Linked DNA regions of Homo sapiens: regions 1, 2 and 4 are each linked to region 3. Evidence: chromatin contacts called from ENCODE Hi-C or POLR2A ChIA-PET data. All regions are on one chromosome and are shown on one strand. Each heading gives the region's core, a stretch centred on a gene start or an enhancer-like site at or near the end of the contact. The rest is flanking DNA. Distances are from core to core; before and after follow the strand shown.

What was found. A loop is a pair of places that touch in the nucleus more often than their neighbours do. ChIA-PET counts read pairs that join two places held with the same protein, here RNA polymerase II (POLR2A). Pooled maps may share reads with other maps.
Region 1: a loop to region 3 is called in a map of mucosa of descending colon, with 3 times the contacts of the local background. The contact joins two enhancer-like sites. A Hi-C loop is called at or near these places in 1 of 168 maps with a recorded cell type or tissue (mucosa of descending colon) and 3 of 50 pooled maps. POLR2A ChIA-PET finds 5 or more read pairs at or near these places in 1 of 52 experiments (K562).
Region 2: a map of colonic mucosa shows a loop between it and region 3 (3-fold over the local background). The contact joins two enhancer-like sites. A Hi-C loop is called at or near these places in 2 of 168 maps with a recorded cell type or tissue (Caco-2 and colonic mucosa) and 3 of 50 pooled maps. POLR2A ChIA-PET finds 5 or more read pairs at or near these places in 1 of 52 experiments (PC-9).
Region 4: a loop to region 3 is called in a map of PC-9, with 4 times the contacts of the local background. The contact joins two enhancer-like sites. A Hi-C loop is called at or near these places in 1 of 168 maps with a recorded cell type or tissue (PC-9) and 9 of 50 pooled maps. POLR2A ChIA-PET finds 5 or more read pairs at or near these places in 3 of 52 experiments (BJ, K562 and MCF 10A).

Annotation. Positions count from the first base shown.
Region 1 is chr13:73,397,736-73,401,181 of GRCh38, reverse strand. No RefSeq gene overlaps it. Among named protein-coding and RNA genes, the nearest start is that of LINC00392, 160 kb to the left of the region's middle. Within about 2 kb of position 1,766, at least 5 of the 41 ENCODE cell types and tissues checked have a DNase peak (open chromatin) inside an H3K27ac peak, as active enhancers do.
Region 2 is chr13:73,192,580-73,195,951 of GRCh38, reverse strand. No RefSeq gene overlaps it. Among named protein-coding and RNA genes, the nearest start is that of KLF5, 140 kb to the right of the region's middle. Within about 2 kb of position 1,496, at least 4 of the 41 ENCODE cell types and tissues checked have a DNase peak (open chromatin) inside an H3K27ac peak, as active enhancers do.
Region 3 is chr13:73,700,388-73,703,746 of GRCh38, reverse strand. All of the region lies in intron 7 of KLF12 (KLF transcription factor 12), which reads left to right. Among named protein-coding and RNA genes, the nearest start is that of LINC00393, 40 kb to the right of the region's middle. Within about 2 kb of position 1,271, at least 5 of the 41 ENCODE cell types and tissues checked have a DNase peak (open chromatin) inside an H3K27ac peak, as active enhancers do.
Region 4 is chr13:73,246,983-73,250,184 of GRCh38, reverse strand. No RefSeq gene overlaps it. Among named protein-coding and RNA genes, the nearest start is that of KLF5, 190 kb to the right of the region's middle. Within about 2 kb of position 1,289, at least 4 of the 41 ENCODE cell types and tissues checked have a DNase peak (open chromatin) inside an H3K27ac peak, as active enhancers do.

The DNA.
Region 1 (3,446 bases), core at 517-3,016, 300 kb after region 3:
CTACTAGTAAATAATGTTATCTGGCTGGCACTTCTAGAACAAGTGGAAAGAGCAAAGGAGACTAGGAAGAAGTTGTCAGAGGGGCGGGTTAAAAAAAAAGAAGAGTGCAGTTTTACACACACACACATATATATAGATAAAGTAAGCAACAGGGTCAACAGCTGCTGAGAGCCACAAGAATTTTCTATCTTTAAATATATTTATCTATTCTAAAAGGTAGGTCTTAGCAATAATGACTTTTCAAGGAAGTCCCATAATGGTTGCTGGACTTACCCTATCCCAGAATTGACTTTAAGAGATCAATTTATGTCTACACTGGGGCATTGGAGCAGCTTGTAGAGAATTTGACTCCATTCCTACAGTCCCCTAGGGGGATCTACCCTAGTAGAAAGTGTCACTTCTGACTTCACCATGCTTGTCAGTCACACCTGTATGGTTGTAATGCAAGAGGCAACCCCCAATTAACTTGCACTGCAGTGCCAAACAAGAGCTAACAGATGATGCCATAGCGAGGTAAGGAAAGTATTCTGTTAACATCTGTGAAAACTTCTGAGATGCAGAAGGCAATGGCACATTTAGAAATTTAGCCAAAATGATAGGGTCATCCACCTCCAATTTTAGAAGAAGAAGAAGAAAAAGAAGTCAACTGGAAAATGTGCTGAGACCTAATTCAGGATGTACCAAGAACTCCTGCCTCTAGAAGGGCACTTTCACCAAAGAGTATGCCAGCAGTGCTAGTTTTGAACTCCTCCAAAGAAAAGAGGGGCTAAGAAAATGTTCCTCTGCTTCCTCAACTCCTTCCAAACCACCACACGTTCTCAAACTAGTACCATTTATACTCTGCTAGTCCCATCAGCTGCTCACTAACCAAGCAGACTTATCAGTGTTTGAATAAAGGCTTTGACATTGCTACTTTAGTTTAAAAAAAAAATGAAATCTGATTTTCGTTGGTTGCCTTCCTACTACAGATTGCACAAATTACAAAGGTGGTCACAAATGATGTCTTCCAATAATTCTGCCTTAGTGAAGTCGATAGAATGGTGGCATCCACGGAGAAAGAAATACATGAGGGGGTGATGAAGAACCATGCTCCTCAGGAAAAGGAAATACAGTCCTTGATCTCTTGTAAATACTTCCAAAGGAATAAAAGCGGGAGCAGGGAGAAATGCGCCATGACAATGTATGTCAAAACATTGTCACTCAGAATGGATGGCATAAAAGGTTAAGAGGAAGAAAAGGGCAGGCGCTGTATACAGAAATTTTCAGTTGTGTTTTCAAATCACTCGGATTTGAGGTGCTGAAAGGCCTGGAGGCCAGGGATTTATGTATAAGCGAATCATTCAAAAACGTATAAATGGCTGCCAGAGCAAAGTACAATGTTCACTTTTGAAATGACAAAAAAAGCTTTGTTTTAAGTAGGCTGAATCGACTAAAGTCAAGTTTCAATGAAGCATGTTTTTGCTTTGGGTGTCATTATTTAGTTTGGCATCCATGCCAAAGAAACCTTTTTCTCACTGCAACTGTTGTTTTTCTTCTGCTCCTACAACCCTGAAAGTCTAGGCAAGATCCTGATGCTAAATATTTAAATGAGAACTGGCTCCCTGTTTACCTTTGATTCTGATAAAGGGAGTGGGGAGCATGGGGTCTTGATTGCTTGCCAGGACTTGTAAAGCTGATAGTTGTGTGCCTTGTCTCTTGAATAATCTGGAAAATCAAGTTTAGCTGGTTTGATCAAAGAGTTTGCAAGTCAGTTGAGAACTCTTGCATGCAATAACTATAGATACTGTATACATCGAACAGCCAAAGGCCAAAAAGTGAATAGCTTTGCCAGAGATAAAGGATTATGTATGTTATGCTTGTGAATACCAAAAGAAGGAATTCTCCATTTTAATATGGATTGCTAAGGTTTGTACCGCTTAGACATTCAGACAAACAAAATACTCTAAATCTTAGGGATTTAACTCATGATGAAAAAAATTTTTAATCCTGCTGCTATCAGCCCATATGAATCCAGTGTGGAGTGAGGGAATAAACGACACACTTCCTACTGACGGTTTATCAAGAGAGAGGAGAGTAGTTTTAAATAGTTTCGGGATGAGATTGCCTCATTTTTTTGGAATCACTTTTCATCCAAATCTTCTAGCTGGAACACCTGTAGAGACAAGAAGATTTTGATGGAGATTGATGTTGATACAGAAAGGACATGGCATGCACTGTTTTTCGGACATCTTCCTTTTGGGCAAGTAGGTCACGTGGGAAAAACTCAGTTTCTCTGCCAAGAAATGATACCCTGGATCAGGAAACTATATGTCTCAACCTGAGAAATGAGAAAAATTCAAACTGGAAAAGTTCAATCAGATCATCTGCATCTGGTCTTTCCTCTGAATTAACCATCTGACTGGGTCTCACAAGCTGATTTCATGCCCTGTGCTTTTATTTTGATTTAACTAACTCAAAATTCAACACCTTTCTTGGCAAAATTATGGACAATGAATTATGGACAACGAATTGCTCCTTCAGCCAAGTGTTTCGCTTCTTAAAAGATAATATTAAATAATTTCCTACGAGGAAAACCGTTGATGAGCCACTCAGTGCCCTAGTGTGGGTAAAGAATATTATGAATACCTGCAAAAAACAGGCACTTTGATTGTGATTTCTTAAAATGGACACTGTTTTAGTTACTACTGAGAATTCCCATGAAACTACTGTTGGGAAGAGTTTTACACACACATACACACACACGCGCGCACACACACACACACTTGGCACATTGATCTGGCATTAAACTAAATTACAGGTACAGCAGTGACACATGTAAACGAATATGCCAATACAAGTCACCGAATGTTATGTGCCATGCACAACAATAGGCAATGAATTATTGAGTTTTGTAGTAATTAAAGAACTACTTTGTTGCTAAGAATCAGTGTATTACTGGTTCTTATGAATCAGAATGAATGTAAAAACATACATTCTTATTAGCTGCATTTCCAAGAGTTAGAAAGATAAGAGGTGGATCACAGGTTTCAGGGAACTATTATTAAGTTCTCATAGTATTTTCTTAATCACATGCATTTTTTAAGAGAAAGCTCAGAGTCCATATCACATAAACAAGGTCTGATTGTGGGGTTTTGAATGGCTATTGCAGGGTTTTCTTCTTTCCACGTTGTTTTTCCCCCTCACTGCACCAAATTTCACTTCTCGGAATCAGGACCTGAACCAAAGTTAAACATCATAAAGAAATTTACCTAGTAAAGACGGACTTTTATTGACTGAAAAGCATTTTTACAGTGTAATCTGCACTTTTTTAAGTCCTTGTGGAAAATCCCCTATGATTGAGTGGTACTTAAAGACTTCAAAATACGCATTGCCCATGAAGCTTTCAAAAGTCAAAGAGAGGGGACAAAGGGGAAAAAACTGGTCTATCTGACCCACCAGTCTCTTGT
Region 2 (3,372 bases), core at 247-2,746, 510 kb after region 3:
CACAGTGAAACCCTGTCTCTACTAAAAATACAAAAATTAGCCAGGTGTGGTGTGGGCACCTGTAGACCCAGCTACTCTGGAGGCTGAGGCAGGAGAATTGCTTGAACCAGGGAGGCAGAGGTTGCAAGTGAGCCAAGCTCATGCCATTGCATTCCAGCCTAGGCAACAAGAGCAAGACTCCATCTCAAAAAAAAAAAAAAAGATACATCCCTTCCCCTAAAAAAAGGTGTAGTGGGTGATTAATTTGATTCTAATTTGGTTAATTCTGCCTAAAAATAAAGCAAAGTTGTATAAAAGAGGTAATATTTGAGCTAAACCCTAAATTATTGGTAGGATTTTGATGGAGAAAGGAAAAGCTGTATTCTAGCTTATCCTAAAATGTATTCTACAAAAGGACAATCATTTGTAGGCATGCAAACCAAAAGCCAATTACACCTTCCAGAAAGGAACTATTATTTTTTAAATACTCATCTGAAAAGAAGAAATATTCAGAATATTTTATGCTAAGCTCAGACTTACTTGTACCAGAAAATACTTTCTGAGCTTGTGAGTCACTTAGTTACTTAAAGAATAAAATTCTGAAAGAAACAAGATTATATTGTGTGTCAGTGACCATGAAGGTTGAATTCATTTACCTAGAACAGTTTCTGTTGACTTAACTATGCTTTAAGTTTACTTCTCTAATTCTGTAATGAAAGTAGCAGAGCTGGTTACAGGGAAAATGTTCATAGTGAATCACAGTTTGAGTGCTTTTGTTCTTTTTATTATTTTTTTCTTAGAGCATGTCTTGGTAATTTCTAACTCCAAGCTTATTTTATTGAAGTCTTCAATTTATAACTAAATCTGTTATTATGCCAACAAACTTGATCTACATATTTTATTTATTTATCATTGATTTTTTAAAAGAAATGAGGTTTTTCTAACCAAAGTCAATTTGGAGTCAAAATAGATGATATACACTAAAATTTCATGAGGAGTTTTCTATGAAGTCATTTGAGGAAACAAAAATCACAAGAACTTTTGAATTAAAACAAGTTTATTTTTGTTGCCAAATATTTTTAAAATAATAATTCTGCTTTTTAGCACCTGTGTGCTTTTTAGTCAAACACACCAAAACGCCACCAGGTTGAGAGGAGCAATCTGAATACTTTAAAAGCTTTAAAAAATAGATTTAGCAGGTAATTATGATTTTTATATCATAAAATTTTATTAAAATCTCCTCTGTCTCTTGTTTATTCTTCCACTTTACATGTTTAATCTCAACTGCCTTCACATATCAACCTCATTTACTCAAGCAGAGATAAGACCAGCGGGAAAGAGAAAAACGTACCTTATTATTTCAAGTCGACAAATAGTTATTGAGTGCCTATCTTGTACAGAACTATGCTAGGTGCTCTGGAGAATATGAAAGTAGCATGATACCTGACCTTTGTCCTCATCCTTGTATAGAGAGATCAAATCAGTGGGGCATTGCAAAACAGTGCAATATGAGAATAAATGTTCATGGCATGGGAGGGGCACAGACAGGAACTCACAGATTCAGATAAGGAAGGGCTCAGGTTGAGCTACAGTGGAGGGAAATGATGGCCTCCAGAGAAGATCTCGGCCTTGGGGGATGAGTTTAAAGGGTCAGATGGGTAGAGAGGATAAGCAAGCCCAGGCAGTGACATGAGCACAGATGCAGAGACAGGAAGGGGTAGATTGTATTTGAAGTTCTAGTTTGGCCAAACTGAGATAAACTCACCATTAGGGAGAGTGGGATAAGGTTGGAGTAGTTAGGAGCAACTTTGCAGGCAGTCTTAGAAGTATTATGCAGGCAATAGAAAACCATTCAAATGTTGTGAGATGGAAGATGACCCAGCAAAACCAACTTTTGGGCACATTCCTACTGCAACTCTGTACAGAGGAATATTATAGAAGTGTAGGATAGAAGGGTATTTGACTTTCCAGATGTGAGGTGATGGGAATTTAAATCATTAAAAATACTTAACTAGGAGGCCATTGGGCTAAGATGGCTCCAGTGCCTTGGGTTCCGACATAAGCAAACCAAATCCCAATTTGATGTAAACAATAAAGCAAAATCTAAGCTTAACCAATTAGAAACCACCAAATAACCTTTAGCTAGAAATCTGACCAATCAGAAACCACCAACTGACCTCTAACTAGGGACTTTTCACATTGGCTAATCAAATGTTTTCTCTGTCTTGCTTCCAAGAATACTTGATGTTTCCTCTCTCACACACTTCCCACACCTCATGGAGTGCTGAACCACTTGAGGTCTGATGATGCTCAATTCATGAATTGCTGAATGCTTAAATTCATTAAAATTTTAATATGACTAAATGTATCTTTTAACACAATTATGGTTGGTGGTAGTAGAAAAAAATAGAAAAGAAAAAAATGGAAAAAAAGAAAAAACAAGAAAAGAAGCCAGGCATGGTGGCTCCTGCCTATAATAATTCCAATTCTTCAGAAGGACAAGACGGGAGGATTTCTTGAAGCCAGGAGTTTGAGACCAGCCTGGGCAACACAGTGAGATCCCGTCTCTACAAAAAATTTAAAAAAAATTAAAAATTAGCAAGGCATGGTGGCATGTGCCTATAGTCCTAGCTACTCAGGAGTCTGAGGCAAGAGGATCACTTGAGCCCAGGAGTTCAAGGCTGCAGTGAACTGTGATGGCACCACTGTACCCTAGCCTGGGCAACAGAGCAAGACCCTGTCTCTAAAAAAATAAAAGATACTAAAAAATAAAAAAACAAGGAAAGAATCAATTGGATCTGTGTATTGACTAATTTGAGACAGCTCTTAGATGTATTCATAAACGTAACTATAAACTCCAATCAATATGTCCAAAACTAAGCTCAGAATCTCCGTTCATCCAAACCTATTCTTCCTCTCGTTTCTCTATCTCAGTAAGTGGTACCTTTATTCTTCCAGTTGCCCAAACCAGAAACTAAAATGGAAGATGTTGCCTCGTCACTCTTCCCTTCCCACAGCCCCATCTCTAATATATCACCAGGTTATAATATTTCTCTATTATTTCTCAAGTCCACCCACTTCTTTCCAACTTTTTGCTATTTCCCTCATCAAGGCCACTGTCAGTTCTTGTGTGAATTATCACAGGACTCCTAAGACATCTCCCTGCCATTCACTATTATTAAAAAGACAACAACAACAAAAAAAAACAGATGATGGTGAGGATACTGAGAAAAGGGAACTCTTACACACTGTTGATCAGAATGTAAGTTAATACAATCACTGTGGAAAACAGTATGGGAATTTCTCAAAAAACTAAAAATATAACGACCATAAAATCCAACGTTTCCACTACTGGGTATCTACTCAAAGGAAAGGAAATCAGTTTATCAAAGG
Region 3 (3,359 bases), core at 22-2,521:
TGGGTGAAGTGGGGTTAGTTATTGCAACGACTTCTTTAGGAAGTTATCAAAATTAAATGAGGTAATATCCATAAAGCTCTTAGAGCAAAGTATGGTACATGGAAAGTACTATATGCTTTAGCAAATATAATTTTTATCAACAATACTTATTAGAGAATATGCAGTATTATTTAGAGGAGGAAAGAAGGAACCCACTTGGTCTTCATAATACCTAATGAAAAAGATAGCCAATTAATTCAGTCCAGGCAATTCAGTAGGATGGAGACTGGCATATTGATTACTTATTTGATTGAATTGACAGGACCAAATGGACATTATGGAATAGATTGGTCTGCTTGGCCTATAAAGTACCTTTATACTTTAAAATGTTAAGAAAATCGCATCAGGATTGGCATCTGCTTACCCCAAAACTATAATTAATTGCTGAAAAAATAGCAAACAGGATCCATTTTTAACTTTATATTATTTTTATTTCTTTATAAAAACAGAAATACCCTGAATTTTGTAAATATAAAATATCCTTTATTGAGTGGGTATTATTTGCCAGGTATGTAGTGTGTGTATTTTTGAGTTTCCCAACAGTGCTGCAGGAGTAAATGGCATTCCTGTTTTACAGATGAGGAAACTGGGAAACTTTCAAACTGGGAAGCTTTCAGAAAGCTTAACTTTTTGGCCTTGGATCAATCTCATATAGGTGACTAAGCCTGTATATGGCTGTGTGCTCTTTCAGATTTCAAAACCTGTGGTATTGTATGCTGCCGTAAACTATGAAGAGGTATAGCCGCCTGGTCTGTCTGCAGACAAGTCAGGGGCCTTGTAATCTCAGCTCTTTCCCCGCCTCTAGGTTTCAGTTTCCTCATCTTGAAGGTACCTAATTTCCTTCCAGATCTAGATTCTGTGAACTTTCATGAACTAATGTAACAGAAACCAGAAGACAAGATAGGAATCTTGATTCTTGTTTTTTTCCTCATATGCAAATACCATTCCTCAAGTGAAACAGATTGTCACAGCAAATACGTTGAGCCTTGAATGTAATGAAGCTCATTTGTCAGTGTCTGGGGCCCCGTAACTTTATAAAAGTTAAACAGGGACACGTTTCAGAAATGCACTTCTGAACCTAAGAAAATGCCTGTGCTTCCTGTTGCAAAAGGTGTTCCTTTTCAGTTGCTTGAGAAAATAATAGAGAAGCTGATGAGAACATGGATGTTTTGTTTAACACAGGCTTTTTCAAACTGCACATTCCTCTTATGTGCGTTGCTCACACGTCATTTTAATATGAAAGGGCACCTGTCTTTTGTCTCAGTACACATGTACCTTTCAGCATTTCAGATGGCGAAATGGGAGGTACCTGAAAAAGTTATTTTTGTTTGGTGGGTTTTGGGAATCCATTCAATACCTGGTGTTTTCTTTAGACTTTATTCTGCCTTCTGCTGGGTAAATGTCATGGAAATGCACTTAGTGACTCTTAATCCTTTTCTTTAACCAAAATTGAAAGAGACAGCCGTTTTCATAATCCATCAGTTGGTTATTTCAAGAAAAAACAAAACAAAACCCTGATGTGAGTTTTTGTTTTCCCAGAACACTTAGTCTATTTAAATAATACCTACATTTTTATATGCTGCATATACATAGAAAGTTGTATTTAACATGAACTCCGAAATGGAGTTACAGAGTTTTCAGGATGAACAATAACAACCACACCTCCCCCACCCTTTTTTTGTGTGTGTGTGTGGTATGTCGTCTTTTTTAACATTTAGAGGACTATTTCACTTTAAAAAACAGATGCTCTTCTTATTAGTGTTGGTTAACACGTTTCTTTTTCAGAAGTTTTCCTAGTTTAGTCCAGGTTTTTCACAGAACTGGAGAAGCACAGGTTGTGGTGAAAATGGTCATATTCTTTTTTTTTAAATACAAAACCTGGAAGTGGCCTAAGGATTTATCATGGGACATAGAGACCATCCCTTCAGAATTGAAGACCTAGAAGTTAATAAGCTATACACCAAGCACTGGCATGGTATCACCCAGCTAGCCACCCGTTACCCAACTAGTGTCCTTTGATTTTTCTCTTTACATCAAAAATGTAATGTCTCAACTTAAAAACAAAAAAAACTTATTAAGATTTATTGGCAAAGAAATGCACAATACCTTTTTCTGTAAGTTTGCTCTTTCATAGATTTAATATAAGAAACCAAAATCAAAGATTATCAAATCAAAGTAAAGTCAAAACTTTAGATTATTCAGAAAAACATAAAACACATTTTTAAAGACTATTGTCAAAAGAGGTTGACTGTGTACTTGTGAGTTAGACAAAAGAAGCAAAGAAGGTAGGTAGGCTGTCTTTATTTTTAGCTTATTTCCAGAGAAAATAGTTTTGAATAACACATTTGCACATTCCTCTTATGTGTGTTACAGAATTCAAGTAATTTGAAGAATTCTAATTCAAATGAGTTTAGGGGAAATGCATTATTTCTAAAGAAATTAATAGAAATCAAGTTTCTGATCACCACTGCTCAACCTGATGCAGAGTCGCCCAGGTGCAGCAGCAGCCCAGGCCCTGGGAGGGGTCTGACTCCATTTATTGTCCCAGCCAACTCTTTTCATAGGAACATTTTCATGGAAAATTCACCATTCTGTCCCTGCTGCTGACTTCTTAAAAATTATATTTAGCTTTCTATTTTCTAGCAAGTTTTTAAAGGAAAGAAGACAAAAAAGACAATTCTGTTCTTTATGATAGCCTTTCAGGGCTCATTTACACATACTACTGGATATCTTACAAACTTAATTATCTTTCTAATTAGTTTTTTTACTCTCATCATGAAGTTAGTTTCTGCTGTCTTAATGTGTTTATAAGATTGTGTGCTTTAAATTGCTTCAAAGCACAAACATAAGATACAGTGTCCTGTTAAAACACAATGCAGTAGCTACTCAAATTTTTGGTATCCATTTCTAAAATTTCACTAGTCTAAAGAGAGCACTTATAGACTTTCTTTCCTGTTTTGTTTTGTTTTTTTTAATGAAATACTAGGCACTGGGCGTATATAATGAAAACAGGTCTCTCTTGAGCTCTCTGGCTGGACACAGTAGCCATCTTCTCTTCCCCTACCCCCATAACTCAGCCTCTAATTTTGAGGAGAGAATTGAAGATATTGTTTTCTTTTTTTTTTAAGCATGGTGAGAGAATGCTTAAATTCTAATTTTATTAATGGGGCAATGGGAGCGAAGAATATTATGCATAGGATTTTTGGGGGGATCGTAAAAGTGTATGTTTTTATAAGGAAAATTTCAAGGAAAATTCATTTTATCACTTAGATAATTAAATTACTGTTTTCTGATATACTTTCTTCCCCCTCCCCCACATA
Region 4 (3,202 bases), core at 40-2,539, 450 kb after region 3:
AACCCTCATCTTGTGGAAGACACTATTTCACAGTCCCTATTAGCAGCTGCAGATTATAACTTCTGATACATTCTCTAAGAAGTTTTTGCCCCATGCCCTGCCTGAGCTCCCTGCTCCGGGACACTCACCTCTCAGTCCATCACCTACTTCTACCTTTCAGAAAATGATTGTTTTCCCTCTATGCCTCAGGCCTTCTCTCTGCCAAACTCCACTCTAGCGAAAAAAAATTGTTTTCATCTTCTCAAAGATGGCTTTGGTACTTTAACTATTTTTATTTATCTTGGAATGTATTTATAAGCCACCACCTTTTCAAAAAATTTACATAAGGCAGTTTATCACCTAGCTAATCTGATTATTTAATATGCATCATTGGGGTAATAGAAGAGGTCATGGTAGAAAATAAATGAGAAAGTAAAATATAGAGACAGTTGTATTATGCCCATGATAGCTAAAGAAATAGAAATGGAATTCTTTCCTACCCAAATACCCTTATGTAAACAAACAGGCAATCTTTTTAAGCTTTTAAAAAAAACAGTTGGTGAAGATGATTTAACTAGAGTGAGATTAAATAACCACAGCAAATTAAAATGTGAGCTATCATCAATTTTTTTTCAGGGGCCCAAATGCAGCAAATTAAATGAAGTTTAGAAACATTCTTCTCAAAAACATGGGCTTCTTCTTTCGAAAACTCATTCCTTGCTGGAGTGGCTACTTCATTTGCTCTGTTTATTGTCATTACACTATCAGCAAGTTGGACCAAAGGCACTTACAAACATGTGTGATTGTTTGGGTTAAACTGCAGCTGCTCGTGAGGCTGTTCATACTGACCCCATCTGGAAGGCTGGCTACCGAAGCAGCCCTCTTTCCCTGACTATTCTACTTTCAAAGACTCTTCTCCTTTCAAAGACGATGTACACTTATCTTTTGCACCTGAGCTTGCTGAGAAGGCCATGGAGACACTGCTTTTCTGCAACCTACCTCCTTGGAGCTGTTCCCAGCTTATTCTTCTTGCCTGATTAAAGCTTAAAGCAAACTCAGAACTGGGCTCCAAATGTTGCTTTCCTATTTCCTTTGCAACTCTGTAAACTGGGTTTCTGTCTTTAAAACCCGTAAGTTCTTCCCTTCTTCTTCCTCCACTAGGATCTGATAATCAGTAGGAAAAGGAGGAGAGAGAGGAGTGGGGGACGAGGTGGGGGAAACAAACTGTGCCTGAAAAACAAAGTTGTTACTCTTGAGGCAGAAGGCTTGCTTCCAAAAGCAGTGACTCACTGCACTGAGGGACATTGTCTTGCCTAATAAGTAAAGGCATGTGGCCAAATACACACCTGCCCACAGGTAAGGAATTTAATTCTTCCCAGGACTGCAGATACCATGAGCTTTACATGCAAACATACAGCTTTGCTTCTGCATATTTGCATGGCAATGATTTCTAGATTTCCATTCCACTCCACCTCTCGGCTGTCATTTCACAAAACAAGTGAGGAAATGGCCATGTGCTTAGGAAACTCAGAAGCTGATGGTTAAAAAAATCAACTGCGCCACAGCCTCCTCTCTGAAAACTTATAATTTTTATTGGGAAATTCTGATCAACTTCGTTATGTTGTATCTTTAGTTTCTCTTATTTAAAAAATGCCTGAAATATGTGTACTCTGATTTTTTGAGGTGTTTTAATGTATCAAAAGGGGCATTTGGTTGTAATTATCAATGTTATTTCAGTTTTAATTTAAAGGACCTTATCGCAACTTTATTCGTTATGTACTATAAACGCTATCTCCACCTCTGCCATTTAATGGAGAATTTTTGATTGATGACTCTCAGATCTCTATCTCCATCCCAGATCACTTTCCTCAGACTCATATGTACCAACAAGAGATGTAGTACAGTGATTAAATGAAAAATTTTGAAAGGCAGACTACTTATGAAGCCCAGCTCCTCCATTGACTGCTTATGAAGCCCAGCTCCTCCATTGACTGCTTATGAAGCCCAGCTCCTCCATTTACTATGTGACTTTGGATAAATTACTTAATCTCTCTGCCTCAGTTTCTAAATCTATAAAATAGGAATAATACGATATTGTATTAATTCTAAGAGGGACGTTTTAACATCTTTGAATCAAGATGTGTCTTACAATGGATGGTACCTTAGATTTGATGAAATAAACTAACAATAGCTGTTAGGGTGGCTGTGGGAATTAAATTGATCAAAATATACAATTTATGACAATATTTGGTGTATACTGAGCTTTCAATAAATGTTAGCCAGTATTATTGCATTAATGGGCATATCATTTTCAATTTTCAGGCATCTCAAACTCATCTTTCCTTCAAAGATGATTCCCCTATATTCCTTATTTTGTTTAATGTTAGTCACACAAGTCAGAAACATAAAAATCATCCCTGGCCATTCCTCTCCTTAAGCCTCCACATTCAATCACTTAACAAGCTCTCTTAATTTTACAGTCTAAACATCTCCCATCTTTCCTCTTCTTGCCATGCCCACTGCCACTGCAGTCATCATCTCTGACCTGGAACACGGCAGCCTGCCGTTCAAACTCCACTTGGCCTTTAGAGTCATCTTCCTGACATGGGAATCACATTCTAACTCTCCCTGTCTCCAACTTTTCAGTGCCTCCCCAGAACCACCAGGATGAAGTTCACTTCTTGCTGGGGCACCAGAGTCTTGGGTTGTGAGGCTTCCAGACCTTGATTGGCCTCACCCTGGGCCACAAGCCTTCCTCGCCTGATGCTCCATCCTCACATGTCACTTGCCACTCCCTGAACACTCATGAAGGCTGATGTCTCTGGGCTCTTCCCTCTGCCTAAAGTGGTCATTCCCCTTTGATCCACTTGTGTGTATCCTTCAAGACTCAGAAAGCCATGATTATCTTTCTCCTTTCCCCTCCCTCTCCTAGACAATTTTTTTTTTTTTGAGACTGAGTCTCATTCTGTCACCCAGGTTGGAGTGCAGTAGCATGATCTTGGCTCACTGCAACCTCTGCCTCCCAGGTTCAAGCGATTCTCCTGCCTCAGCCTCCCCAGTAGCTGGAACTACAGGCTCACACCACCATGCCTGGCTAATTCTTTGTATTTTTAGTAGAGACAGGGTTTCACAATGTTGGCCAGGGTGGTCTCAAACTCCTGACCTCAGATGATCTGCCCGTTTCGGCCTCCCAAAGTGCTGGGATTACAGGCGTGAGCCACCA